7 separate regions of the Mus musculus genome follow, and all the other regions are linked to region 7. The links are chromatin loops, found by intact Hi-C in ENCODE. Cell type or tissue: left cerebral cortex. All regions are shown on one strand.

The links. Hi-C counts contacts between places; a loop is a spot of excess contacts. Peaks named below come from ENCODE experiments on the same cell type or tissue, not always from the same donor. Only the 100,000 strongest peaks of a DNase experiment are listed, where the experiment ranks them.
Region 1: it touches region 7 in a loop (8-fold over the local background); 41 of 42 quality-filtered maps call a loop at or near these places.
Region 2: a loop joins it to region 7, with 12 times the contacts of the local background. A loop is called at or near these places in 4 of 42 quality-filtered maps.
Region 3: a loop joins it to region 7, with 2.4 times the contacts of the local background. A loop is called at or near these places in 18 of 42 quality-filtered maps.
Region 4: it touches region 7 in a loop (2.1-fold over the local background); 3 of 42 quality-filtered maps call a loop at or near these places.
Region 5: a loop joins it to region 7, with 5 times the contacts of the local background. A loop is called at or near these places in 13 of 42 quality-filtered maps.
Region 6: it touches region 7 in a loop (6-fold over the local background); 18 of 42 quality-filtered maps call a loop at or near these places.

What each region holds. Positions count from the first base shown.
Region 1 is chr10:39,518,801-39,522,800 of GRCm38, reverse strand. Fyn (Fyn proto-oncogene) reads right to left here. Exons shown (of 14, transcript NM_001122893.1): 6 at 1-47. Among named protein-coding and RNA genes, the nearest start is that of Gm40627, 70 kb to the left of the region's middle. In left cerebral cortex, a CTCF peak has its summit at 2,233 (motif pointing right); a DNase peak (open chromatin) is centred at 2,318.
Region 2 is chr10:39,958,037-39,962,036 of GRCm38, reverse strand. It overlaps the pseudogene Mfsd4b3-ps and a transcript of Mfsd4b5 not described here. Among named protein-coding and RNA genes, the nearest start is that of Mfsd4b5, 27 kb to the left of the region's middle. In left cerebral cortex, CTCF peaks have their summits at 1,644 and 3,564; DNase peaks (open chromatin) are centred at 1,713 and 3,525; H3K4me3 peaks cover 896 bases; H3K27ac peaks cover 564 bases.
Region 3 is chr10:39,225,408-39,229,407 of GRCm38, reverse strand. No RefSeq gene overlaps it. Among named protein-coding and RNA genes, the nearest start is that of Gm31562, 17 kb to the left of the region's middle. In left cerebral cortex, no CTCF peak of the experiment used is centred here; DNase peaks (open chromatin) are centred at 1,653 and 1,801; H3K4me3 peaks cover 520 bases.
Region 4 is chr10:39,626,783-39,630,782 of GRCm38, reverse strand. All of the region lies in intron 2 of Traf3ip2 (TRAF3 interacting protein 2), which reads right to left. All of the region lies in intron 2 of E130307A14Rik (RIKEN cDNA E130307A14 gene), which reads left to right. Among named protein-coding and RNA genes, the nearest start is that of Gm16364, 15 kb to the right of the region's middle. In left cerebral cortex, no CTCF peak of the experiment used is centred here; DNase peaks (open chromatin) are centred at 417 and 1,558.
Region 5 is chr10:39,729,889-39,733,888 of GRCm38, reverse strand. Rev3l (REV3 like, DNA directed polymerase zeta catalytic subunit) reads right to left here and starts at 1,729. Exons shown (of 32, transcript NM_011264.3): 1 at 1,276-1,729. The coding sequence starts at 1,414. E130307A14Rik (RIKEN cDNA E130307A14 gene) reads left to right here and starts at 1,882. Exons shown (of 3, transcript NR_038037.1): 1 at 1,882-2,151. In left cerebral cortex, CTCF peaks have their summits at 786 and 2,497; DNase peaks (open chromatin) are centred at 1,802, 1,983, 2,342, 2,714 and 3 more places; H3K4me3 peaks cover 3,415 bases; H3K27ac peaks cover 3,139 bases.
Region 6 is chr10:39,237,868-39,241,867 of GRCm38, reverse strand. No RefSeq gene overlaps it. Among named protein-coding and RNA genes, the nearest start is that of Gm31562, 4.9 kb to the left of the region's middle. In left cerebral cortex, a CTCF peak has its summit at 1,841 (motif pointing left); DNase peaks (open chromatin) are centred at 1,835 and 2,124.
Region 7 is chr10:39,168,045-39,172,044 of GRCm38, reverse strand. It overlaps a transcript of Ccn6 not described here. Among named protein-coding and RNA genes, the nearest start is that of Ccn6, 6.3 kb to the right of the region's middle. In left cerebral cortex, CTCF peaks have their summits at 102 (motif pointing left), 767 (motif pointing left) and 1,668 (motif pointing left); DNase peaks (open chromatin) are centred at 138, 721 and 1,676; H3K4me3 peaks cover 785 bases; H3K27ac peaks cover 744 bases.

The DNA of each region.
Region 1 (4,000 bases), 350 kb before region 7:
CAGTTTCCCCGGTTGTCAAGGAGCGGGCTTCCCACCAGTCTCCTTCCCTGCAAAGGAAAAGAAGGGACATGAATTGAACGCACCATCCAGCTGGGAATTCTGCAGGCCGACCCTATGCCTTTTCTGTAGCCTTGTGCCCCCTTCTGCAAACTTTCAACACGGGCCCTAAGAAATCCAAAGCACCACGCGCTGAAGTCAGAGTGCTTTTCTTACGTGCACGAGGCTCTAGGTTCAATACCCGGCCCCACATAAGCTAAGGGTGGAAATCCCAGTAGGAGGTTGAGGAGTTCAAGGGCATCATCAGGAGATCCTGAAACGGAAACTTTCCCACTTAGGGCTCGGGGAGGAGCATCTTTCTGGGTAGGAGGCAATCTTGAATGAGGGGTGTGTGTGTGTGTGTGTGTGTGTGTGTGTGTGTGGAGTACACACACCAGCCTCAGTTTACTTTGGAGAAGCAGTAGGAGGCCCAGTGAGGGTTGGATGTATGCTTAGTGGACCTATCAAGCTTGCTCTTGACGAAGTAGGAAGAAGACATGACCTTCTGCAGGTAGTATAAGAACACCACATAACAGGATTTCCTCAGACACTCTCAACAGGATGTTACTCTATTAAACATTCATAGCTCCCCCCACCCCCACCCCCAGATTCAGATGGAGGCCAGGCAGTTGTGTAGCTGGAGGGCAGAAGAGATCTCTGAGCCACTGCAGCAAAATTCTCAGAGTGTGAATCAGGAAGGGCACTTCCGACTCTCAGTTTACAGTCACTATATATAGAACTATTATCCATACGCTTGGATTCATGAAGGTTTATGGCATGTGAGCTTCCTCCCATTAACAGTGGGTGGGCCAATGATCATGTGCGTGGAGTTTAGCTGTGACTTGCACCAAATGAAAGCCTCTCTATCTATGAGGGCCAGGGAAACAGGCCTGCCGGTCACCATATTAGGCGCCTCAGCCTCTGACCATTACAGACACATCACCTCCTTTTCTTCTTTTTTTAGTCTGTGAAGGTAACAAGAGAAACCTCAGGCCTTTCTTTTCTTTTTCTTTTTTTTAAAATTGTCTTTGGCTGGGCTCTGTTGATGCTCAGTCAGGGAAGAAAACGTACTGATTTTGGGCTGGGAAGACCTTCCCCAGGTCAACATTAGGTAGACACCCTGGCCTCCTGTTAAGCCAGAGTCCTCCCTCCTTCAGGTTCCCTACAGAAAAAACTTCTGAGCAGGGGTACCAAGGACCAGTGACATCTGGTGGGGCTTTAGAAAGTCACAGAATAAAAGAATAAAATGGGAACTCATCCAAGTGGGTGTGGCTATGAGATAAATAACAGTAGAAAACACACACATACACACACACACACCCAAAGTGCTAATATAAGTTTTAAAAAATTATATTAAAAAATTATGTGTAGGCATGTGTGCCTCTCTATGCAGTAATGTGCAGAGGAGTGGAGGTGCCCTTGGATACCAGAGACCTCTATCCTGCTGGAGCTACAGATGGTTATGAGCTTATTGATGTGGGTGCTGGCAGCACACTCTTAACTCCTGAGCTATCTCTCTAATTTTGAGGGATTATAAAACCTATTTCTTGGTTAGGGGTGTTAGAGCACACATTTAGTCCAAGCACTTGGAAATAGAGCCAGGTGAATCTCAATGAGTTCAAAGCCAGCCTGGTCTACAAAGTGGGATCCAGGACAGTCAGGGCTACATAGTGAGACAACAAACAAACAAAGAAACTCCTAGCATCTTTCCTTTTTAACCTTATTAAACTAACAGATCAACCATGAGAGTGATACTGTAGTTCTCTTACCCAGAAAACTGTTTAATTATAATCACATTGTGTCCATATTCTTATTTGAAATATTTATACACATCAAAGAATTTACATAGACAAAACTCCCCCAAGGAGAGCCATGTCCTTTGTCAAGTGAACATCTCTCTTAGCTACCATTCGTGCATGTGTGCATGTGTGCCTCTGCCTTGTACATCTCATGACGTAGATGCTTTGTGGCCGCGTGCCTGCCTAGTGCACACAAGGCCAGGAGCCCATCCCCACCCCCAAGGAGAAAACCAAGTTAACATTTTAAGTCAGCACTGTTCCCATTTCTAGCCCCACAGAAATATATGTAGTTGTAAGTCTAGCATCTAAATGCATATTGGAAGTTATACTGACCACCATGTGTTTAAGAAAAAGGCTTTACCTTCATTTTAATAGTGAGTGTTTACTGCTCTGAAATTCCACTAGATGGAGACATTTCATCATTGAAAAACATAAAGATCACCCACTGGCTCTTCACAGCAACCAACCTTCACTGCTCCCAGCCTGGGAACCGCTCCAGACAGTGAAGAAGAATGAAGAGCTGGCAGCCCAGGCTTGTCTCCTAACGCATGCTAACCTTCATCAAGTTACTTCTAGTTAAATCAAAGTGAAAAAGAGCGAGCACCAATTTCAGGTGATGTCAGGATGTTGGGGGATCTTGCTGCAATCGGGGACAAGCCCAGTCTTACTCAGGTGACTGAGTAATCATGAATTGACTCACTAATGAGGCAATTTCCAATTTAAGTTAGTATCAGCTGTCTTGTTTTGGTGTAGCCATCTAAATAAGTTTACACACATTAGAATGTAACAGTTGTTCAGAAGAAAGATAGCACCACTCTGGACTTAACGTTTCTGGGCCATTTTTCCCCCTCACAAGAGTGACACACAAATGACAAACAGTCACACATTATAAGGCAAATGTCACATCTTGTGGCATTTTTCTCACACTCTATTCTCACTGGTCCTAGACTCAAAATATCTACTACAAGCTGTTAGGTAAATAAACAAGCAAAAACTATTTAATTCACTGGCAGCACCCATTCACCTCCACAGTCCTGCACACAGTGTTGGTTTGGAGCGGGATCTCTAACAGGACCCTTACACTTATATTTTTGGTTGTGAGCCTAGCCTTTAACGGTTGAGCCGTCTCTCCAGCCCAGGACCCTTATTCTTGACTTGAGCTACTGTAGTTAATCAGCATTTGAAAATCTGTGCCTGTGTGTGTGTGTGTGTGTGTGTGTGTGTGTGTGTGTGTGTGTGTGTGTGTGTGTGTGTGTGTGATGCATGCTGTTCAGGTATTCTTGCCAGTGTGTTTGCATGTCTACAGAGGCCAGAGGACTACATGGGCATCTTTCTCAGTTATTCTCTTCTTTGTTTTTGAGAAAGGGACTCTCACTCTCACTGAACCTGCAGCTAGCTCATTTAGCGAGACTGGGTGAGCAGTGACTCCTCCTGTCTGTCTGCTTTCCCAGGAATGGGTTACAAGTAGTGCTGCCTGCCACACTCAGCTTTCTGCGGACTAGACAAGGTTCCTAGGACTGACTGCTGGGGTCTGGACTAGATTCCCAGGCCTGAGCTGCTGGGAACTGTAGTAGGTTCCCTGGCCTGAGCTGCTGAGCTGTCTCTCCAGCCTATAAAGCTGCAGTTCTTTAAACTGTTCTTACAGTTCAGCTTTTTAATTCACTCGTACCTGGTAAGATACTGTCTTATTGTCTGACCCAAACCCGTGATTTAATCCGACACTGGTTGAGAATGGCTTCTAAGTTTTTGTAACAGACTCTGTTCTTCCATCCCGTCTTTAATCCTCAAGTCCCTCACAGGGCTGCGGCTTCAGGTGCTGGAAGTCCAGATACTTTGGAGATCAGATGGAGGCAGGAAGTGGCTTTGCCAAGAGCAGCCAGCCTTGAGCTGTCTGGCCAGCCAGGGATACTGGATTCTTCCTGCATTCCACAGCTGTACTTCTTACTCAAAGATAAGACTCTTGAAACTACTTTTATCACATGTCTGGGTAATACAAACTTTTTTTTTCCCCAGCTGGGTGGTGGTGGCACATGCCTTTAATCTCAAGCACTGGGGAGGCAGAGACAGGAGGACCTCTGGGTTGGACACAAGCCTTGTCTACAGAGTGAGTTCCAGGTCAGCCAAGACTACACAGAGAAACCCTGTTTTGAACACCAAACCAAACC
Region 2 (4,000 bases), 790 kb before region 7:
GGTAACCAATAGAAAGCAAGACAGTAAGCAGCATTCCATGGGCCATGGGTGTTCCAGTTTCTGATCCAGGTTCCTGCCTCAGTTTCCCTCAGGCATGAGCTGTAAAGTGTGAGTGAAATATGCCCTCCTCCATGATGCTTTTGGTCATGGTGTCTACCCTGGCCACTGAGACGGGCACCAGAACACAGTTCTCAGCCTCCATTTCTTCATACAGATTCCTCTGTTATCTCCTTGCTTTCTGAAGTTTGAAATATTTGCAGTTGTTGAGACATGCTGAGAGCTGAGGTTGCTGGCAGCCCAGTGTTTTTCAGCTGTTACCAGCACACTAATATGAAACTGTATAAGCAGCAAGAATACCAAGAAATTGAATATGTGATCCTCCCAGTTTACCCTCATCCATTCCCCCATCCCTTTTAGAGTTGTGTTCCTTTAAATCCATTAATGAAGTTGCATCTATGATAGTCCTGTCCTCTGAAGTTCCTCCAATGGCTGGATCCATATTTGAAATGCCACAGCTGATGTCATGTGGATTAGAAGCAGCAACAGCTGATCAAAACGACACAGGTCATGACAATGCACTACCCCAATTCCTCTTCTCTCTCTCTCTCTCTCTCTTGTTTGTTTGTTTGTTTGTTTGTTTGTTTTTTGAGACAGGGTTTCTCTGTGTAGCCCTGGCTGTCCTGAAACTCACTTTGTAGACCAGGCTGGCCTCGAACTCAGAAATCCACCTGCCTCTGCCTCCCAAATGCTGGGATTAGAGGCGTGAGTCACCGCGCCCAGCTCCTACTTCCTCTTCTCATAGCGAATTTATTTCTGAACATCTGTCCATTCCTGAGAAAAGCGCCTTCACGTCTGTCCAGACTGCCATCTACAAGGATTACTTAATTCTGAAGTCTTTCTAAAATCCAGACAATCAAGAGGTCTTTCATCGGGCCCATTACACAAGGAGCTGGTTTTTGATCTAGAGGTTTTAGAAGGAGTTGACCAAGGTCAAGATCTGTTAGCCTTGAAAGTAAAATGTCTTGGGTTGGGGAGCTCGTAAGTAGAGCACCTCAAAATGTTTTCACTGTTTCTACATAGTCCACTCCAGGTCTTGCACCGCTTCTAGAATTTGGAACGTGGACTCCTTGTTCCTGACCAGAAATTGGGCGGTGGTACTTTTACTTTTTCTGTGGCCTTCATCTGCATCCAGCTGCACTCCATTTAGTACTGCATTCGACTGGTCTCTGCCATCTTGGCCACAGCGAGAGAAGGAAGCGCTACTTTGCTGTTCTGTAATAACTACCGGTTGCTATCTGCTCTAACTTAGTTCACTGTGCATATGCTGGGCTTTGCGTCTCTTTCCGTTCCCTGGACCTGCTGGAGAGTTCCAGGGCAGGACAAGGCAGGGCAGGGCAGGGCAGGGCAGAGCAGGTAGTCCTGATTATGCTAGATGGCTCCAAGTGGTTCTGGTAGGCGCTTTTACAGTTCCTTAGCAGAACATGCTAGTGAGGTTAGAGAGACGCAGGCACCTACAAGCTTCGCACTTTTTTGCTTTATTTTTCAGACAGGATCTTTCTACGTCGACCTCCCAAATGCTGTAATTAAAGGTCTGCCTGCCACATTTCTTCTCTTTCGAAGCTGCACTTCCAAATTTCTCCGCCACGCGGCACCCATCAGTCAGCTGATGTCTGAGGTTCTGAGCAACAAGAGGTCTCCCGGGTAACCACGTTTCGCTTCCAGCAGGAGACCCCGCCCTCACTGGGTGGATCCTTCTTTAGTATCACGTGCTCACACTGGCTTGTGCAAGATGGGGCTTGAACGTCTTCCTCTTGCAACACAGGCATGTTCGAAGTCCAACTTTCCTTGACCTAATATCAGAAAGGTTCCTGGGGCAAGGTGGCACTAGGCGGAACCTACCGGATCTAGAAGGACGTTGAGTTCAGAGCTCCAGAGAGTTTGCCGAAAAGCTCGGCAGTGGCAAACCCAGTAGCCTGGAGTCGCCAAGCTGGAGCTGGAAGTGGAGTTCCGGGGTTTCGGGGCCGCGGCTGCTGGGCAGCGCCTCCTCCAGACCGAGACCACAGCGCAGAATGACCAGAAGGCGGTGGCCTTCCGGCGGAGTGTCCGCGCCAAGAGCGTGCTGCGCTGGTTCTCCACCGTGGTCCTGTATGCCGCCTTCCTGGGGCTGGTGAGAGCTGAGGCTGCACCCCTCCCAGGCTGGGGCGCGAGCCTCCTTCAGGGGACCTGCCCTTCCCAGCTCGACTCTCACATTCGCTCCCTGCACGTTCTGTGACTTGGCACTTCGGGCTCATCAGCTGTCTCATGGGCGCTATTTTAATCACTGAGGGTTGCTGTCCAGTTCGAAATTAATCGCACTGTTTTCTAACTGCAGCAAACTTTCCTAGCATTGCCTGGGTCTGTAGCCACCGCACTCTGAACTATTACTAACTCTACAATAAACTGATTTTTTTTCTAGCACTTCCATTTCTGGGTGGCCATCCACTTGGTTTTACAAATAGGCCCAAGAGGAAAGCGGCTTTTTCTTGGTCACACGGGTGTTTTAATGGTAGAGCCCGAATGTGTCTTACTCTGCCCACGATTCTATTGAAATCAATCCTGCTGCACTTCAGACATTTTCATAGAGCAAAATGTTACATTGGAAGTGCTTTTCGCCAATCCCTGTGTAAACTGTGAACATTTCTCTGTTACTTGGTAAATGTGATCAGGGGAAGTTAGGTTGGGTTCCCCCAAGAGAAAGCTACCCCCGGCCCTTTTAACAGCTTCTCAAAATTGGAAAGACTGACTGAAACCTTAAACACAGAGAAGCTTTCCTGTCAACTGATTAATTGCTTGGTGCAAACAGGTTCTCAATTCATTGCACTGTTAGACACGTTTAGCTATTCGTAACAAGAAAGTCTGAAGATGGCCAGGCTTGCCACCACCATTCTGTATGTCTGCAAACCAGCCGAGCTGCCCCTGCTACCACAGACATGACACCTCTCTGAGAAGTTTCCTTAAGGTATCATTTACCAACAACACCATCAGCTATTTTGACATTATTATTATTATTGTTGTTGTTGTTGTTGCTGTTGCTGTAACTGAACCCAGGATCTTATCCACTTAGCACACATGCAGTTGCAGCTGATCTGTACCCAGATCCTCAGCTGCCCTTTTTAGTACTTTATTTTAATACAAGGGCTCTCACTATGTGGCCTTGGCTGACCTGGAACTTGCCGCATAAACCAGGCTTGCCTCAAATTCATAGAGAACCACCCACCTCAGCCTTCTGAGTGCTGGGATTATAAATTCATGCCGCCACACTCAGCTTCACCGCTCTTTGGATAGTAGTAAAACTCAAGGAGAAATTAGATATAACATTGTATTTTACTAAACCTACACATGAGCTCACAACATGGGCAAGAAGATCCAAAGCTTAATTTTGTTCCACTAATTGAGGAACATAAATGTTCTCGTTTATCTTTCCGAGAGCGCTTTTCACATTTCTGAATAGGGAGATTTGATTTACTACACAACACACAGAATTTCCCCAAACTTAAATCTTAGCTTAAAGAACCATACAACAGCACCACCTATTGCCCAGAGTGAATTCAGAATTATCAGGACTCACTTAACATTCATGGCATGGTTGGAACTAATTTTGGAAGCTCGCTTATTGCCTACTGCATGGCCAGAACTAACTTTGGATATTGGCTACTTTGGTATGACTGTGGGAAGAATGGGAATCTCAAGGAAAACTATTCAGAAGACAAGAAAGAACTATGTCAGACAGCAAGTTCTAAATGAGCAGAGAACCTGGATAGAGTCGAGAAATGCCCCATAGACCAACCTTGGGCCTTGGGGACTGAAGAAATATGGCTTCCTAGGGTCCCTGGAACTCAGTCACATTTGTTCACTCCTAAGTCTGTATATCTCTTGAACATGGTCCAGTGGGAAACATTTTGTGGTTCCTTAGCATGAAATAAAGGCACATAGGATCACATAGCAGAAAGATCTTTCCTGA
Region 3 (4,000 bases), 57 kb before region 7:
ACAGTTGTTGTGGTTATTTTAATGATAGGAACCTAACAGTGCAAATCTGTTGGGCAGATAGCAAGCTGGAAACCCAGGCGGGGTCTGACCGGATGAACTCCGCCCAAAATTATTGTTGTAAGCCTTCACCTTCAATGGCCTTTCTCCCTTCCCAAGTTTAACAGGTCTACACATTAACCTTCAAAGAAACACTTAGATTAGTATCCAAGTAAATAGCAGTGGTATAATCTACTAGAGTTGACATAGCCGACTATCACTATGCAATTTCTAGTGGAGTCGTACAGAGTACAAACAAGTTCTGGTGTGTCTGAAGGCAGCTACAGTGTACTCATATAAATGAAATAAATCTTAAAAAAAAAACCACAAGAGAGAGAGGGAGGGAGAAGGGGGAGAGAGAGAGAAGAAGAAGGAGGAGGAGGAGGAGGAGGAGGAGGAGGAGGAGGAGGAGGAGGAGAAGAAGAAGAAGAAGAAGAAGAAGAAGAAGAAGAAGAAGAAGAAGAAGAAGAAGAAGAAGAAGAAGAAGAAGAAGAAGAAGATTGTCACTGGTACAAGGCTCTGGAAATGTTTGCATATAAAGACTGGGACAGGGGTGGGGGTGGAGGTGGCGTGGTAGAGAGGAAAGAGGGCTTGAAAATCCTAAGTCACTGTTGTATGTGGCTGAACTGAGATAAATTTTAAGGGGCTCAAAATTAGAAAAGAAGTTTGCTGTTGCTCAGACAATAGACAAGAACTAATACTACAGTCTGGAACTGTGAGAATGAAGTCAAAAGCGACCTAATAAGGCTAAGTAGATACTCCAGTGGCAGAGAGACAGTTCTTGACAGATTTTTTTTTTCCTCAGATGATAAAAGAATAATTTTTGTCTGGAAGTTGGTTGATTAAAAAAAAAAAAAGGTGGGGGAGATAAAACCCTTTTAGGAAATAAAGACACACACAAACACACACACAGAGTCATGTGTTTGGAAAACAAAACAGCTTACAGCAGATATGCAGATATTGCTGCAAAACAATTGGAATTAGCATTGCTGAGACATTCCCAAGCCTGAGGAGTCTCCCCATTAGCCTTCTGTGCATCTAGGCAAGGAGGCATCATTACACAAATTACAAGCCTGGAGAAGGGGCTTTTCACGGGGTGAACTTGCGAGAACAGTTAAACCAAAAGCAATTTTGCCTGACTGCAATTTACTCTATTCCCTCCGCTGCCGTTGAAGATATTTATGCTTGAGCAGAATTCTCACTCCCAATCTGATTTCTCCTTTTTCTCAATCCAGCCATGAAGTCATCCAGTTCTCTGTTTGGGACAATATGATTTGCTGCCATGGAAACAATTAAGATATCATAAATTTATCTTGCCCCTCGAGATCAAAGAGGAAAAGCAATAATACTAACATTTTTTTGCAGTTCAATAATGCCGTTCACCCAGCATCTCTGCTTAGTAAAGAGCATCGATCCGCAGATGGAGAAAAATGAAGGGGCACGCACGCTCCCGCTGGCTCATAGACAGGGTCGAGGATGTCCAGAGAGTTCCAATCCCCACCCAGCGCGGCTGTTCAGGAGTCAGCTCTCAGTTTCTATCTTTGTGAATGACAATGAAGAGCTGGCCCGGCTCAGCGCCAGCACTTCACCAGCTGTTCTTCATTACAAGAGTATTTGGTGGAACCTGGTTTGATAAAAACAGACAAACAAAAGCCCTTGGCGACTGTCACAGGGTGAAAATATTTATAGAGGGGAGGAAAAGAGGTCTGGTTGGAGAGCATTAACGCGCAGGCTTTCCTGCCCAGCTCGCTCCTCCAGTGCCCCTCCAAGTTCATTCTCTGGGCTCCCAGCCATGGGCCAATCGCTCTAGAAGCTAATGGCCCTTACTTAATGAGCCTCTCACTTGTACAGACCCTTCCCCCCAGGATCTAGGAGAGACCTTAGTGATGTGTTCATTTGAATAGAATAAAAATATTATTTTTTTTGTACTCTAGTTTCCTCTTGTGTTAAAGGATTCTGGAGCTTTGAGGGGAGCCTGCTGTGGGAAGATGAGTTAGGGAGGAATTTGGGTTAGGTAGTGTATTAAACTTAAATTATTTTCAGTTGTTTCTCAGTGTTAGTGGCTCTCAGGAATATTGTTAATGCCCACTACCTGCTGACTCCTCACTCCGTGAGTGGTGAGAAATTTGAGTGTGCCTTGGGTAGGAGTCATTGGAACAAGACACTGCAAGCTTTCCTTGTGAGTGGGATGTACAGGGTGCAATAATGCGTCTTTTACTTTGAGGCAGATGGATGCCTTAGCTCTTCCTGGACCACACTGACCACCTACAGCTGATTATGATGAGAAAGCTCCTAAATCTCCACTGAGTTTGTTTCCTGTCTTAGTACCCTTGGCCTTGGACTTAAGTATGAGGTACAGTTTCGGGGGCTTCTCTATGCCCATGGCTACTGCCCAAGAAGCCAGTTTGCACCTATAGGTGCCTAGTTTACATCTGAAGTCAATTTAATATCCATTGATTCAATGGCTCCCCTCTGAGTGACACTGGTATAACACAGATCACCTTCATTATTAGCTGCAGTTCTTGTTCCCTTGCTCTAACAAGAGGCTAATGATGATGCTTTGATGATGCAGTTAGTTCAAAGACTGGCAGCTGTGACTGGGTAGCCACCTTTGCCCCAGTGACGGTGTGCACTTTCTACAATGTCACATGTGCTTTCTCTTAAGGACTCAGCTTCTCTTTCAGTCAAGTTTCCATGTCGACAAACTGGCTCATGCCTAGAAATTTGGCAAGGACATTTGGTTGTAATTTATTTTTGTTAACAACTGTGATGGCAGATTTTGGTTGTCAACTTGACTGCATCTGGAATTAATTAAAACTTAAATGACTGGGCACACCTGTGAGAGACTTGTTTGTTAGAAGACCCTTTTCTGATGCAGATCTTTGGGGTGAGAAGATGTACTTTACTCAGGACCACAGCTTCTGCTGGTAGTCTATACAAAGGACATGGAAGAAGAAAGCTTGCTCTGTTTGCTTACATGCTTTCACACTCTCTGGCAAGTCCATTCCTTCCCTGGCATTACAGCATACTTCTTCAGGATTCTGGCGTATACTAAAGACCAGCTGAGACATCCAAGCCTCATGGACTGGACAACTACTAAATCTTGGACCTTACATATCAGTGTAAGATGGCCATTGTTGGACTAGCTGGACCACAGGCTGTAAACCATTCTAATAAATCTCCCTTATATATAATATAAAAATAATAAATATATATTTGTTCTATAAGCTTTGTTCCTCTAGAGAACCCTTATATACCATCTGAGTAGCATCCTTGCTGGACAGCCATATTTTAGCCTAGGGAAACTATTTGTTAATAGTGGAGAGCGTTTCCTTTGAGAGGGCTCATAATAATCCAGTAATCCAAAATCTTTCTCTAGGACTAGATAACTTCGCAGGTAAATTCAGCCACAGGTATCTCTTGGGAATTGCCCTTGTAGATCCCATCCTAACATTTCCCCTAAGCAGCAAGACACAAGCTCTGGAGACAGACAGTAGAGGCTCTACCACATACTATCTAGGCACCATTTAACAAGTTACTTAATATCTTTGGGACTCATTTTTTTTTTTAAAGCTGCAATCTGGGTATAGTCCAGTACTCCTTTGGCAGTTGTAATGAGTTCAGGTATATAAAGCATTTATAATAATGCCAGTACACTTTGGCATCATTACCTGTGATGGTTTGTATATGTTGACCTAGGAAGTGGCACTATTAGGAGGTGTAGCCTTGTTGGAATAGGTGTGTCACTGTGGGTGTGGGCTTTAAGACCCTCCTCCTAGCTGCCTGGAAGCCAGAATTTTCCTAGCAGCCTCCAGATGAAGATGTAGAACTCTCAACTCCTCCTGCACCATGCCTGCCTGGTCACTGCCATTCTCCCACCTTGATGATAATGGACTGAACCTCTGAACCTGTAAGCCAGCCCCAATTAAGTATCCTGGTAAGAGTTGCCTTGGTTGTGGTATCT
Region 4 (4,000 bases), 460 kb before region 7:
TGTTTTACTAAATAAATTGATAAATGAATGGGCATGTTTTATTTACAAGTTCATTTTCCTTCCTTCTTTCTTTCCCTGCTACACAATTAAAGATGGCTTTCAAAGACTTGATGTCACCAAGACTCTACCAATGATTACAGAGAGGTTTCTCCTTTCCCCAGAAGGTAGAGCCTTCTTTTCATTCATTCAACAAATATTTATAGAACCTCTACTCCCAGGCACATAGTGAGCAAAGATAAAAATGAGACAGTTCCCTTATGCAGTGCAAGATAAACAGAGACAGAGAGAAATCTGTGTGTCTGTAGGTGTCTGTTTTTCAACACAAACCCACACTAGTCAGTGTGTGAGAAGGCGAGGCATATAAATCAGGAGCCACCTACTTGAGAATTGCTACTCAAAAATAGCTTCCCACCGGCTTGTCTCCTGAGCCTAAAATTCCATCAGGAGAGTTTTCTCTGTAGGAGATGGAAGGTGGGTGATGTGACAGACAAATGACTTGCTAGCGAGTAACTCCTCCGCTCCGAGGCGGTGGGTGCTGAGCACAACATGAGAACAGCCGATGGAAATCTTGTACCGTGCTAAATGAGCGCCCAGCACCGCCTGTTGTTTGTCAGTCTCGTGAGCCGCTTGGCTCCAGTACAGACAGTCTTCATGTCACTGGGCTCTGACCACTTGGAATTGTAAACCAAGCCCTAAATGAGGTTTTCTGTGTATCAGGAAAAACCGTCAGCATTTTTCTTCCTTATTAAGATGGTAGTAAAAGAGCTTATGAGGGAGGAAATAAAAATCTGATTTTCAAGTTGTCAAAAAACATCACGATGAAATGTGATCAGTTTAGCCAGAAAGCAAAATGGCCAACATAAACTGTTAGATGAACTCCCACAGCTGGAAGCAGCTGTGGCTCCAGCAAGGCAACGCCTTCCTCTGTCGTTTCTTCCATCTGGTGTAGTGTTCCCTGCTTTAATTGTAAATGCATTTTAGCATACAGTCACACGGACTATCTCTGTGTGTGTGCGTGTGTGTGCATGTGTGTGTGCGTACATGTGTGTGAGGTGTGTGTATATGTATGTGTGCCTGTGTCCATGGGAGCATGTACCTATCATGTTATCATATTCTGCCACCTTAATAAAGGAAGCAAAAGTTGTATATAACATAAGGGCTCAGACTTCATCTGTTGACCTTCAGTTGAAAGGTTCTCAGACAACAGAGAACGACTTCTCCTGGAGCTTTAGTGAGGAAAACATTTCTTGTTTTCATCTACTTTGGATTTTTTTTTTAACATGAAAAGGATGACCAGTAACGTTACTTTTGCTTTAACTTGCAAAGCGTGAAGAAACACCATTTACATGGTGATCATTATTTATTTATATACTCATTAACAGGCAAGGAAGCACTGCTCTTCCAAAGCCGAGCAGAAGAACCACGTGGCCCTGGTTCCACTGCACAGCCTCTGTCAGGTGAAGAGCTCTTCTGAAGTGCTTTTGTTGGCAATTAAGTGCAGTTATAGTTCTGACATGAAACTAAGCATTTGTATACCTGTCCTGAATGTCTAAAATCCGTGCCAGCAAAGAGGGATCTGCAAGTGAAGGCTTCCTCCACAGGGCTGGGCTGCGGGATCCATTTCCAAATAGCAGCAAAGCTAAGAACTGCTCGCGCTGGGGCTTGCTGTCAGCCAGCCTCTTTGCTAGAGCCTTTAGTGCATTATCTCATTTAGTCCTCACAGCAACCTCCTGGGAGGAGTCCTTGATGCCCTGCTGGGCACTTCATTAATATTCCAGGGCCACAGTACCTAGCACAAACCCCCACAAGCACTGGGCCACCCTGATCCCTCTGATTAGGACTCTCAGGAGCAAGGGTCAAGGGTACGCAGTGTGAGCTAAGGCAAGCTCAGGTTTTAGACATGTTTGTTCCTTTCCACTTTTATTTATATTTTAATCATAGAAATAATGTTATAAAAAATTAACGCATGTCTATTAATATTACAAGGAAAAGTAAGTTCTTCCTTGATCCTTCTTAATTCCCGGCTTCCTCTCATGTTAGTACAATCCTTCAGGACTTTTAAAGGTGTATATTAACACAGGTAATTTCCTTTCTAGTAAACACATAAGGGATCAACACTGTATCTTGTCCCCACCCCCTTAATCCTTTTTATGTCAGAACGTATACACTGTGTTTATGCCACACAATACGGAGCCAGTAGACCACTGTATAAATAAGCCATGGCATGCAGGTGCTCTTCAGCCTGTGTTGAGCTATGACTCCATGCATTCATTACAAATGGAAAATGTCAAGTCAACCCCACAGCACTGTTACCTTCGGAGCTGACCACCCTGTAATGGATGGGCTGTTTATCAGAGACCTAAAGCTGAGCAGGCACTGTGGCTCTCTTCAGCCTCTGTCCAGTCCATCATTCCACACCATCCTCAAGTTAACTCTCAGATCAGAGATCATCGCTACTGCTCCTGCCCAGTATTAATTGGCAGTAGCTTGCTTATTTTCATACAGTGTTTTAAAAATATTATTTATTTGTGCATATCATACAGAGAGAGAGAGAGAGAGAGAGAGCATCAGATCCTTTGGAGCTAGAGTTACTTGGTTGGGTACTGGGATCCAATCTCTGATATTCCTGATTGAGCAGAAATTATTCTTAATCTCTGAGCCATCTCTCCAGCCAGCACAAAGTAGTTTTTTGTTTTTGTTTTTTAATAAATAACATGTGAGCCAGTATGTGGGTTTGTGGACTTTGAGGGCAGGTGCCCCAAGAAGCCAGAGGCATCAGATCTCCCTGGAGCTAGAGATGTAGGCAGCTAGGAGCTGCCTGACATGGGTAGTGGGAATTGAACACAGGTTAACTGGAAGGGCAGAGTACTCTCGTGAGCTCCTGAGCCATCTCTCCTGCCCTCCTGTCCTCCTGCCCTCCTGCCCTCCTGCCCCCAGTGTTTTAATAACATGCTGTTTGTATATATTTTTGCTTCTTTGATGTTTCTATTGGATACATTACTAAAAGTAAGGCTGCTGGCCAAAGGGTATGAATCCCCTTTTGATGAATAGTGAAACTGCCTTCCAGAAGTGCATCCAATTCTGCTCTTACCAAGAGTATATACAAAAGTATTCATTATCTTATACCCTAAGTATGTGCAAGGTTTTATTTTTGCATCCATCATTACATAAAATGTGTCATTGATTTTTTTTTTTGCATTTCTTTTTTAATCTGTGTGTGTGTGTGTGTGTGTGTGTGTTTGGGTGCCACAGTGCACATTGTAGAAGCCAGAGGACAATTTGCACAATGGCTATCCTTCCATTATGTGGTGCATCTGTCTCGGCAGCAAGTGCCCTTAGTCACTGAGCCATCTCACTAGCCCAAGTGAGCATTTTAAAACAATGCTGGAAGTACACTTAAAAGCACTGCAACCTATTTTATATTACGTATATATGCAAAGGATTTTTTAAAAAGCCCACTGGAAGTAAATATATCAAAAATCCCACAATAGGGACTTCTCATTGGGTAAAGGAAATAGCCCCTTTTCACCGTCTGGGCATATTTCATTTGGAGGAAACTACCCACACATTGCTGTTCTGACCAGAAAAAGTATCATTAGGTAAGGAGAAGTAGAATTTCAGAAGCCTTTTAAACTAACCTGGAAATGTTGAGAACTAAACCCAACATCTGCCTTACCAAAGTTTAGTTCCCAGCGTTTCATAGGTAAGAAATCCAGCACACCTGTGCTGTGACTGGCACTCAGCAGGCACCCGGCCCCGCCCACGTCCTCTGCCATCTGTGACAGGGAAAGGAGAGGAAAAGGAAGAACCCAGGAAGAAGCGCCAAGAACTAGGAAAAAACGAATTTTCTAGAACTCACTAGGATCTTCTCTCTGTCTAGAGGCATGTCTCAATGTGCTCCAATTGGGGATCCACTTTGTCCTAACTTTCCTAGAGATTCGAGTGAGGCAGGCCTTGGCTAACAAAATGCACTGTTAAGGTCCCTTTGCAAACCAACTGC
Region 5 (4,000 bases), 560 kb before region 7:
TTCTCGATCTTCCAAGGTTCACAGCATCAAACTCTACTTGAAAAAGGAGTCTTTTACCCAGCCTTATTTATGTCATTGGCATTGTTAACAAAGAGAATTCACATTAAAAGGTAGTAGCTTAGAACGAGTGTCTGTATTTTGGGAAATGGTATTGTCTTGGTAGTCCACAGAAGCTGACTGTAGTAATAAAGATGAATGGCGACGAAGGCAAAGAGCATCAAGTGGGAAATGCCGTCTGAAACCCCATAGGGCTATACCTTGGTAAGAATCGTCTTCCAGAATACGGCTTTACCATTTCATCTTAACAGTTTAAAGCATGTAAAAAGACGCAAAACTGAAAGATAAAAACGCAAAACCTTGTATATCTGGCCCCTAACCTATTTATATTATAAACCCAAAGAGTGTTCCAGAACATAGCTTGTCATTTCCCCCCCCCACCATTTCTTCAAAATGGCTTTTTTTTTTTTAATCTATTTTTAAAATGCAACCCTGCAACCCAGCCTAGAGGAATTTTAAAATGCCTATGCTGCTGAGCTTGGCTGTGTTTCCTAACGAATCCACCCCCATTAGGTGTAGTATTTTATGTTGGGCGACACAAACACGTAGTTCCTATTTCCATGGATGCACATTTCCTGAAAGCATTGCACCTGAGGATGCCGCTCTGTCCCTGTCGAGGCATTAAACTCTAAGCAGTCACGACCTGCACTCACAGAAGAGCCACATGGTCACTTCAATGAGAAAAATTATCTGGCCCCGGGCGCCACTTTCTACAGCCACAGCATCTCCGGCAGGGGCAGAGGAGAGCGAGGGTGAACAGAGGCAACCGGGAGCGACGGACAACACGCCTGACACTTCGCCTCTGCCCTCAAAGCCTTTTCTCGAACGGGGCACTAGGGACACGTAGCGAGTGGCCGGGGTCTCCGCCGGGGACCGACCTCTAAGGACCCGCGAACTCGTCCTTGGGGACGAGGCGCAGCCACCCGACCCACCGAGGCAGGGGCTCCAGCCTGCTCGCCGCTCGCAAAGGAGAGACCGGGCGCCCGCCGCCTCTCTGCCGCGGAGGGGGGCGCAGCGCTCACGCGAGCCCACATTTTTTTTTCTTTTGCGCCTCCTGTCACGCGCGCGAGAGAGAAGGCGAGCAAAGCCGAGAACAGGGCAGACTCCGCAGCGACCCTGTAGAGGGCCGCCGGCGGCGGCGTGCGCGCGAGTGCGCGGAGGGAGGGCAGCCCCGACGACCCGGCGCCCGCGCTCCCGCTCCCGCCCGCTCCCGCTTACCTGCCGGGGTCGCCCCGAAGACTCGTACCACCGGCACCTTCTTGACAGGGAGCTGGGTGAGCGGGGATTGGCAGGTATCCAGCCCCGGCAGCGGGCTGGCCATGTAGTAGTCGGCAGTCACTATCCGCACAGAAAACATGTTCGCCGCCGCCGCCACCGCCACCGCCTCCCCTCCACTCAGCGACCTGGCAGCAGCGGCGGCGGCGGGCTCCGCAGAGGCGCCTCCTCCCCTTCCTCCTCGGTTCGGCTTTTCCCCCCCGCCCCTCGCACGGACGCCGGGACGAGCGGCAGCGGCGGCGGCGCGCGGAGGCTGCGGAGGCTGTGTGCTGCCGCCGCCTCCTCAGACGCTCCGGGCGAGAGGCAGCGGGAGAGAAGCCCTCGCGCGTTCGTCGGGTCGGGTGGTACCGCTGCTGCTGCCGCCACGGCCGCCGCCGCCGGGAATCACACGGGCTCCTCGGTCCCAGGCTGCAGCTCTTGTTGCCATGATGATGATGTCACGGACGCAACCACTGGGGGAGGGGAGGAGGGGTGTGTGTGTGCGCGCGCGCGAGCGGCGACGGGGGGGGGGGAGGAGGCGGGCGGGCGCGCGCCCGGGGTGGGAGGGGACGAGGAGGGGGTTCTCCCCCGCTCGGAGCGCGCGGCTGGGGAAGAAGCTGGCGGGAAGCCGGGCCGCGCGCCGAGGAATCGATGATTCGGCCTGTGGGCCGGGTCACTGCGGCGGGGCCCGGGGAGCGCCGATAGCATGGATAGGCTCAGAGGGGCGCAGGGTTTTGGCGGCTTCCCGAGTTCCCCTCGCCGACCGCCATGTCACATCTTACGGAAGAGGCGGGGGCTGCCGCGGAGAGGATATTTTTTGTTTTGTTTTGTTTTCACAAGGTAAGGGAAGCCGCCAGCGGGAGAAGGGAGGCGCGGCACAGACCTCGGGCGGCCCTGGCCGAGCGGGAGGGTGGGAAGGAGGGAGGGCGGGCCGGGCGGGCGAGCGAGCGGGCGGGCGGAGCGTTGGACGTGCCGGCCCTTCTCAGGTAACGCGGCGGCGGAGCTGGAGCCCGGGCCAGCTCGAGGGGCGGGGGCGCGCGGGCCTCGGCCTATAAAAGGGCCGCCCTGGCGCTCGCTCCCTCCTCCGCCCTCCCCTCCCCCCAGCTCCGGGCGAGCCTCGCGCCCCGCCTCGCCCGCCTCCTCTTCTGCGGTGCTGCAGTGACTGCGCCCGGCCACTTAAGGAGATTTATTCACGCGCGGCCCTGCCCAGCTTTGCCCAAGCTGGGCAGATACACCGACAGCACAGGGATTTCCCACCGTCGTGGTTTTCTCCACCCCCCCACTCCCCCACCGCCTGCCCCTCTCGCACTAGGACAACCACTGTGGGTTCCCCCGCGCAGGCTACACACACACACCCCACACACACACGCGGCACGAGCGAGAACACGGAAAGACTTGTTTGCTCCACTCACCTCCCTCCCTCCACTCCTCTCGCGGCTGCTCGGAGAGCCCCGAGAGCCTTTCAGAGAAAATGTTGGCAAAAGGGAAAGGCTCCTAAAAGTCGGCGTGTTTTCATTCACTCTTAGTGCAAGATTTTACTACGGGTTGACACAGAAGAAAAAGGGGGTGGGGTAAGACATAAAATAAAAACCAACTTTATTTGGAGCTAGAAAGGAGATGAAGTGGCACAGTTAGGGATTGGGGGGTGCGGGGGCAACAGATGCTGCTGGTGAGGATGTTAAATTAGAACCTATGGATTTTGTCTGGCTTGGTCACTAATACTGGGCGTGACCTCGGACAAATAATTTGATTTTTTTAGGCCTCGTTTTTCACAGGTGAGTCGTCGCCGCCGCCCCCCCCCCCAATTCCGCCCCAACAAAAAGATTAAAGTAATAGGAAGCAGAAACTACAGTTTTCAGCTTTGAAATTTGCCACTGAAATTAGGACACTTGACAGTCATTATCCATCCAAAGTAGAGTTCATTCTGTCCCACTTAAAAAATTATACAGGTGCATTTTACTGCTTGTTATATTGCCTTGTATCTGGAGTGGGGTGAGAGCTCCTTGTTCACAGTCAATTGTGGATTTTCACATAAAATCAAAAGGCTTAAAGGGACACATTGCAGAACGCAGCGTTCCATACTAACAAATGTTAATATGAATTTATGCTTAGGGTGATTTGAGACTAATCAATACAGTAAATTTGCCTCAAGAGCATCATAAGAAGTGGCAAGACTAGGATGTAACCTACTAACAGCTATAGTACAGAGAATTTTTTACAAATTGACTTAAGTATTAGAAGACTATAGAAGAGACTTTAAAATATGACTTCCACACACAAGCCTTTTGTTCATCAGCAGTGTATGTATGCACTTACCGTGTGTTCTTTGGTACAAATAAACATTTTATACAGTCAGAATGTCAGATGGACAACACCAGTGATTTCCATGATGTCCATCAGTTAGAAACAATATAATTTAAAAATTACGCATAGACTTCATCAAAATATAATATAATAGTCTCAATTTTATACTGCTTGAGATATACAGGGCTGGCTGGTGGGGTTGCTAAGAATATGTTTCCATTTTCCATCCCCCCAACATGTGATTTAGTAAGTGACAAAATATTAAAATTAACAAAAAATATCCTAAATTTGTAGATTGGTGGTCTTGCTGCATGTCCTGTAGCACTTAGGATATTTTTTTGTTAATTTTAATATTTTGTCACTTACTAAATCACATGTTGGGGGG
Region 6 (4,000 bases), 70 kb before region 7:
CTGTTAAAAACCTTCGGCTTACGTGTCCCTGTAGCTCATTTATCCACTTATTTCTGTGACACCTGCTACCATGGGGGCTGGGAGGCAGCATAGGTGTACGTCTTGGCAGGCACAGAATAATCTGAGCTCCATTCAGTCAGAATGCTATCTGGCATCAGGGAGGTTGCCTGTACTCTGAGGGGCTTTGTGCCAGTGTCAAGAGATGTCTCCCTGTGAGACAAGGCCTGGAGTCACAGGTTTCTACTTAAGTTGGTTTCTCTCACATACACAGGACCTCACAAGAGGGTGCAAACAGGCCATCCTGAGCCTTGAATGCTAGAGAACACCACACTGAAGAAAGCCTGGGCCTCATTGTCTCAGGATAGTCTAAATGATGGTTCTCAGCCCGGGGGGTCAAACAACACTTTCACCGGGGTCACCGAAGACCATCAGAAAACACAAATATTTACATTACAATGCATAAAAGTAGCAAAATTATAGTTGTGAAGTAGTGACAAAAATAATCTTTCAGTTGGGGGTCACCGCAGCATGAGTACTAAAGGGTCCCACATTAGGGAGGTTGAGAGCCACTGGTCTAGAAGCAGCCCCCTTGCTCACCCGAGCCTTCGGAACTGGCTTTCACAGGCCATTGACACCAATGTGATGCCAATACAGGCATCCAAGTGGTTTGGAAGCCATCCCACTTGTATTCCGAGAGGACATTAACACAGCACTGCAGTCTTAAGTGGAGAGAAAGATGGAGTGTGGTCCAGAGAGCTCTGGGCTCAGACCAGTGGTGCTGTTTCAAAGCTCTTCTAGGAGCTGCACACTTGGCCATCCTTCCTTCTGCCTGTCTTGTGCGTGTTGCTCAGGTCCATTCCGGTTTTGAGGGGCAGCGGGAAAATAGTCCCTGACTGCTCCCTATATCCAGTCTCTCCCCTGTCCAGGCCAACTTGAGTAGAAATAAAATTTAAAAATATAAAGTGCCTACTACAATGCTATGCAAAGTGCTATGCACTTACTTAATTCTTGTGTAATTTTATAAAGATAGATAACTTCATTTTTAAAATGTTCATTAGTTTTTTTGGACATGTTTTGATTTTATTTACCTCACTTGCCCAACTTTTCTCTGGTCCATTCTCTTTTCCGTCCACCCAACTTTGTGCGTGTTTTGTCTTGTTTTGTTTTTGTTTCTTAAAAATCTCTGATAACCAATTTGTGCTGCCCAAATATGCTTGCACATGTGGCCTTCTACTGGAGAGTGGTCAGCTTCTCAGGGCCTACTCGGATAGACTAGGAGGCAGCCGGGCAGTGCCCTGGTACATTGATAACAGCTTTGACTACACTCTCGTTCTTCACCTTCAGAGCTCTAACCATTGAGAGAAGCTGCAGGTACTAAGGGTCTTTACTGCTGCTGTCTCCTCGTGTTTCTTGGTTATTTTATACTCTGGGTATAGCCCAGCAGAGAAAGAAATAAGCCCCAGTGGTGTGGGGTAGTAGTGGCGATCAACAAACATATAGTTAGTATTTCAGCTTGGCTTCTACTCGGGTCTGATTGTTTGATGGTCGTCTGGGAAGAAATGATACAATAGGGCAGTGGGGGAGGCATTGGAACCCGTTGAAAAGTCAAACTGTGCGGGGGTGGGGGGTGTTGAAAACATTCTTTGATGATTTGCTGTATCTTCTTTTGACTTCTGTGATGAAAAGCAATGTCCTTGCAGGCAGCACGAACCTACCCTGGGGAGTGAGGGAGCTGATTTTCTTTCACTGAAGTCTGCAGATTGCTTTGCAGTGAAGACCACGCGGCTCGGGCTTCCCCGCCCAACGGGGGAGCCGGGTTTGATTGTAACGAACAGCGACCTCTAGTGGGTATCTTAGAATTTGCATTTGGCAAAGACTACACAATGAAATGGGAATCCTGATCGAATTCCAAAGGAACAAAGGAGGCACTTTCCCATTGTTTTCCCTGGTAGAGAAGTCCGGGATCCAGGTCTGAAGAGTTCTCCTCATCTGCACCACTCACTCTTGGAGGTGATACTCGACACATTGCCTCCCCTGCCCCTTCCTTCAAACCTGTCACTGGCTTTGATTTTTAAAGGCTCTCCTGCTTGGCTCAAAGATATCATAGTCATCAACTTCTCTTAGTGTGATTGTGCATGTGTATATGTGCGTGAATGTGCGCGTGGGTGTGTGCGTGTGGGGGATATGAATCATCATGGCACTGGAAGATAGAAGATCAGGGCCATCCCAGAGAGCTATTGGGAAGGCTATTCTCCATAGGGGAATAGAGTGCCTGTTCACCCTAGTTCATTATGGCTTCTTCCTTGGGCTGCCATCCCTTTTCCCATATGAGGCTGTATGTTGCCTTTGAAAACAAAATCCTCTCCGTGACCCTACCTCTTCCACATAACAGCAGGTGGCTAGTGTAGGTTTCTTCCTGTTCTATAGCTCTGATCTCAGCCTCACCCACACCTAATATTCCAGGGTCTGCTCTCCAGGCCGAGTTAGCTCTGTCGATGGTATTCATTCCCAAGGAAAAATGGGGGCAGAGAGTGACCTCTGACTTTGTCAGGAGCTGGGAGAATTCTACTGGAGAAAGGCTGAAATCACAGCTCCTGGCCTGTGACCTCACAGATTTGTGATGGGAACAGGAGTCTGAGGTCTGGGGCATGAGAGCATAGATAATAGAATAAATTTAGAGACGTTTAAAGCCAACACAGTCTTGATATGTGGATGCTGTGATCACTGGGCTGGGGCTTGAAACAGCCTTTTAAACTAAGTTTCAAAATGGAGGTGCTGTGTGCCTTCCTGTAGCTTTAAGCTGTGTGTGACAAACTTCCTGTCCCCTGGGCTTTCCTCATACTTTGAACAAGGCTTAGGCATTTGCTCAAAGCCATGGCTCTCAGGGACAACCAGCCCATACCACCACTGCTCACACAAGCTCACGGCGTGATGAAAAGTTACCTGTCAGAAATAAAACATACATTACATGGATACTTTACTCCTTCCTATTCGGCAGCGACTGTTGTTCTGACAAAGACTCGATTCTTGGCTCAACTCCAGGCTGGCTCCTCCGGGCTCTCTTCTTGACAAGCCCTCAACCTTGACCTACAAAGACTTGGACAAACACTAACACAGTTTCTAAAGTTCAAAAGCTGCACCCCCCATGAACGGCCCCAGGCTTCCCAAACAAGCTGACTAGAACATTCAAAGCTATTAAAAGAACTTAATGCTTGTCGCAGTCGGTACCTGAAGACAGGACCCCTGCATCTCCATCGTTGTGGGAAGAAAGAGCCAAGTGGCAGTAAATATCGAGTAGACCAGGCTCCTCTTATAAGACTATTTTAAAAAGCAAATGGACCTGTGTCCAATCCCAAGCACACACATAAACTCTAAAGCAGGCCTGGCAACATACACCTATATGAGATTCATCACTGGGGGCAGGAAGGCTGGAAGAATGACATCATGAGAACTGAGACAGGGGGATGCCTATGTTCAATGAGAGACCCTGTCTCTAAAACCAAGGTGGTAAACAATTGAAAAGGACCCCCAATATGCCCAACTTTGGCTCCCACACATGCATATACACACATATGTGTATATATCAGAATACATGCATACACAAGCAATATTAAAACATAATTTTATAGTTTTTGAATAATTTTATAATGGCTTTCATTATAGATGATAGATTATGAAAATCTCTTATCTACTTTGTCTCTGTTTTCCTTCCCGCTGATCCCCATCCATTCTCCCTTTAAAATTCCTAGTCTCCTCTGCAGATTGAGGCTGAAGTCAGCTCAGGCTATAGTCTTTCACCTATCTATAGTCAATCAATTACCAATGTATATCTTCACCACTCTAATGGCAAGCTTTGTTTGTCTCTGACAGTCCATTCAGTGGATGATGGGCACTGGAGTCACTGCTTGTACATATTTGCCATGAGATATAGTACTGGATGGGATTAGAGGTGAGGAGGACACATCTGCCCCAACACCGGGAGTAACTGGGACCAGCAGAA
Region 7 (4,000 bases):
AATAAAAGGACTGCTGCGTTAACACATTCGCTGTTTACTCTGAAATGTGTTTGCATTGTCTGAGATTCCCATTTAATCGATTGGTCGCCCTCTACTGGTCAGAAGGGCGAGGCTCCAACCGCAGAGATCACGTGGAGGCCCCACCCACGGTTGACTGTCAGAGCATTTCTGACTGTCCAATTGTGCAAATTTCCGGTGACAATGATTGGTGAACACTTGGCTGTGTTTAAATCGACACAACGAGACCATTTTATGTGAAGAGTACTTCCGTTTATCTATATAAGCATGTTTTGTGATTGGAAAACCAAAAGGAGAGATGGACCCCCGCCCCGCCCCAGCTCCACTATCTCATTGTCTTTCTGCTGCTGGTATATTATGTATCACTACTTGGTAGTACTTTAAAACAAATGTGGATTTAAATGATTTAAATATTTCAAAGGCTACAGCCGCTGTTCAGAACGCAGTGTGTAATGATTCTCATCACAGAGAAATCTGATCTTGCTATGGAATGAAAAAGCCGAATGTTTGCGAAGGAGCAATGCACGTTCCCTACCCAGCCAAGGACTTTTTGTAGGGATGGAAAAGCCTCTTGCAGCAACCATCCTAGCGCTACTGCAGGAGTCTGGGCGAGATGGCGGCGGGGCTCCTCCCACCTCTGCGGCAGCAGAGATCAATAATGCAAGGCTCTGCGGCAAACGCGCGCCTCCTTTCTTCCCTGACAGCGACCATAAGAGCCTTCGGCTGGAACATTGACCCGTTGCGCCATCTACCGACCACCAGGGTCTAGTGCAGCTTTGAGCTGGAAAGTCCGGAAACAGCGTGAAAGCTGCATGGGTGAAGGGAGTTTTCAACACCTAATCTCATTTAAGAGGACAAAGAAAAAATAAGTTTTTTCTATCTGCCTGTGAAAAATAACACGAAGGCTTGAAGCTCCCAATGCCCATCATCACATGAAATATAGACTTGTTAGGTTTTTTGCAACATGTCTTAGGGTTACTATTGCTGTGATGAAACACCATGACCACAAGCAACTCCGGAAGAAAAGGATTTATTTAGTTTACAGGTCCATGACTGTCCATCGTCGAAGGAAGTCAGGACAAAAAACTAAAGCAGAGCAGCAACCTGGAGCCCAGAGCTGATGTAAAGGCCACAGAGGAGTGGCATCTTACCAGCTTGTTCCTTATGGCTTGCCCAGCTGCTTTCTTACAGCACCCAGGACCACCTGCTCCGGGACGGCACCGCCCACAATGGACTGGACCTTCCCCATTAATCACTAATTAAGAAAATGCCCTACAGCCTTGCCCACAGCCCCATCTTAGGTAGGCAGTTTTTTCATTTGAGGCTCCCTCCTCTCCGATGGCCCTAGCTAGTGTTAAATTGACATAAAATTAGCTAGCGCACCTGTTATTTTGAAAATAGTCTGTTTTCTACATGATCCAGGATAAAAGAAAGCCCTGTACAAGCTTATATGACCAAATTTGAATTTCAGGTTAAAAACCAACAATTAGTATAAGCATGCCACATATACGTTAAAGCATCTCACTGGGCATCCTGTCATGATTATTACCTTTCATCTTGTTAGCCAAGGCTGACAGCCCTCTCAGTAAACCTGTCTACAGGTTTTACAAAGGTTGGTAGCTCTGCTTGGACTGCTCGAGACTGTGGCGCCCTCTTCTGGCTTCCATGGGCACTGCATTTGTGTTCTCCCTCCCCACACACCTTCATGACGCATTATTAAAAAACTCCAAGTTAAAAAGAAAGCCAGGAACAGCACACTGCATTTGCGTGCTTTTCTTTGCTTGTGACATTAGCTCCAACCGCACTCGGGAGCATGGTTAATGCTCGGTCCTCTCTTGCCCTCCCTCCTTTTCATGTGGCGGTTTTCTGTGTCTGTGGCTAATTAACTTAGCTCTCCTTCCCACTCAGCATTCCCTCTGCAAAAACAAATGACAGAGCGAATTATACCGCACGGACTTACATTTGGTCTTGCTTTTTTTACGCCCGTGGAACGAGGGCGCCTGCTTATTTTCAATAAGCTCTGACCCAGGCCCTATACAGGTGGCAGGGCAGGGCATATGTGGTTTGAGGGTTGCTAGGGACCTGGTTCATTAACAGCCAAGCAGAACGTTGTAACTTCTCCATTCCCCCTGCATGGGAGTGGCACTACCTCCCCTTGGCCCTCTCCCCATCGCTGGCTGCCTCAGGGACTGCACAAGTGTTCATTAACAAGGCTGCATACGGTTAGTGGAGGAAGGGAGAACATGCCTTCTCTCATGCCTGCTTCACTGCAGTCACGTAGGCAAAGCACTGAGTCGTGTTTTGCCCGCCTGTATGTCTGTGTGAGGGTATCGGATCCCCTGGAACTGGAGTTACAGTTAGGAGCTGCCATGTACATGCTGGGAATTGAGTCTTGTTGATGAGCAACCAGTACTCTTTACTGCTGAGCCATCTCTCCACCCACTCATGTTGGAATCTTGAAAGTAGAACTTGGTAAAATTTGGAGATACATTTAACAGAAACGCTCAATAATTAGTATAAGTAAATGGACACAACTCTAAATGACCAGTAAATGTCCTCAAGAATATACACTGTAAAAGTATCTTTTATTCGCCTGATCTAATTGTTCTCTTTGTGGCTTACTGCCCCAATCTGCTACTATGGGCCTAGCCCTGCCTGGAAGCTTCTGGCCTACATATAATCTAACCCAGGCTTAGAATGCTTTCAGCTTCTGGAACTTACTGCTGAATAAGCTCATGCTTTCTGAGGTCTGGCAGGCTGCTTCGACTCCAAGCTGCCTGATTCAATCTGGCTTCTCTCTCTGCCTCTGACGTTTTGCTCTGCTTGGCCTCATACTAAATCTGGCAATCTATTCTAATCTTCTGGCTCCTTCTCCTTCTCTGACTTGTTCTGTGTTCACCTGTGTCTAGCTTGTTCTCTCTCTGCAACCTGTCTCTGTAAAACTCTCCCCACAAAACTGCCTCCTCTCCCTTTTTGCTCTGCTCCCCAAAGTAGCTTCCCTTTCCTCTCTGCCCTTGTGAGAGTTGGGCATATTCTATTCTGTCAAATCTTTCTCTGATTCATCCCTTTGTCTGCCACCCAATTAGACATCAAACACAGGTGCTTCTTTATACAAACTAACTTTACCTTCATTGTTTGGGATTAAAGGTATGTACTAAGGGTGCGTCTGTATTCCAGCCAGAGGGATTAAAGGTTGCGTGTTATGAGTGTTGGCATTTAGTCTAGGCTCTGCCCCACAGTTCCCTGGCAACAGCCAGGTGTGCCTGACTCACTATAGAAGGAGCTGCTTGCCCCTTCCTCTCTCTCTTGCTCTCTTGCTCTCACTCTGTCCTCTTGCTCTGTATCTTCTCTCCATTCCCCTCCCTCCTCTCTCTCCACATGCTCATGGTCGGACTCTACTTCTCTATTCTCTCTCTGCCCTTCTCTATCTCTACTATCCTCTCATCTCCCCTCCTCACGCCCTGAATAAGCTCTATTCTACACTTCACCATCATGTGGCTGGTCCCTCAGGGGGAAAGGGATGCCTCGGCATGGGCCCGCACCCGACTGCACATCCGCCAAAACACATCCCTTCTCTCCTTATCCTTTATAAACACCACAATGGGTGAGCCACACCACAAATAGAATCAGGTTTTTCCAGTAAGCAACACAATATCGGGTTCACACAGTGATCAAATATTTGGCAACAATACATATGCTTATCACTGGTATTTAGAATATTATTTTCCTTCCTTATATAAATAAGGAGGAAGCTTCAATGACATAGCTTCTAAGTATGGCAGAGGAGAAAGTTTATCATAGATATGTGGGAGAGCAGACCCAGAGGCAGAGACACCTGGGGGAGGCCAGTGTAGATGTGATCCTGAGCTGAACCATGTGGGGGGGGGGGGAAGAGAGGGGAACCAGGAGCAGCAGCCAGGAGACCGAATGGGACAAAGAAAAAGAGCGGATAATCAAAATGGTTGGATTAAATAAAGAAGAG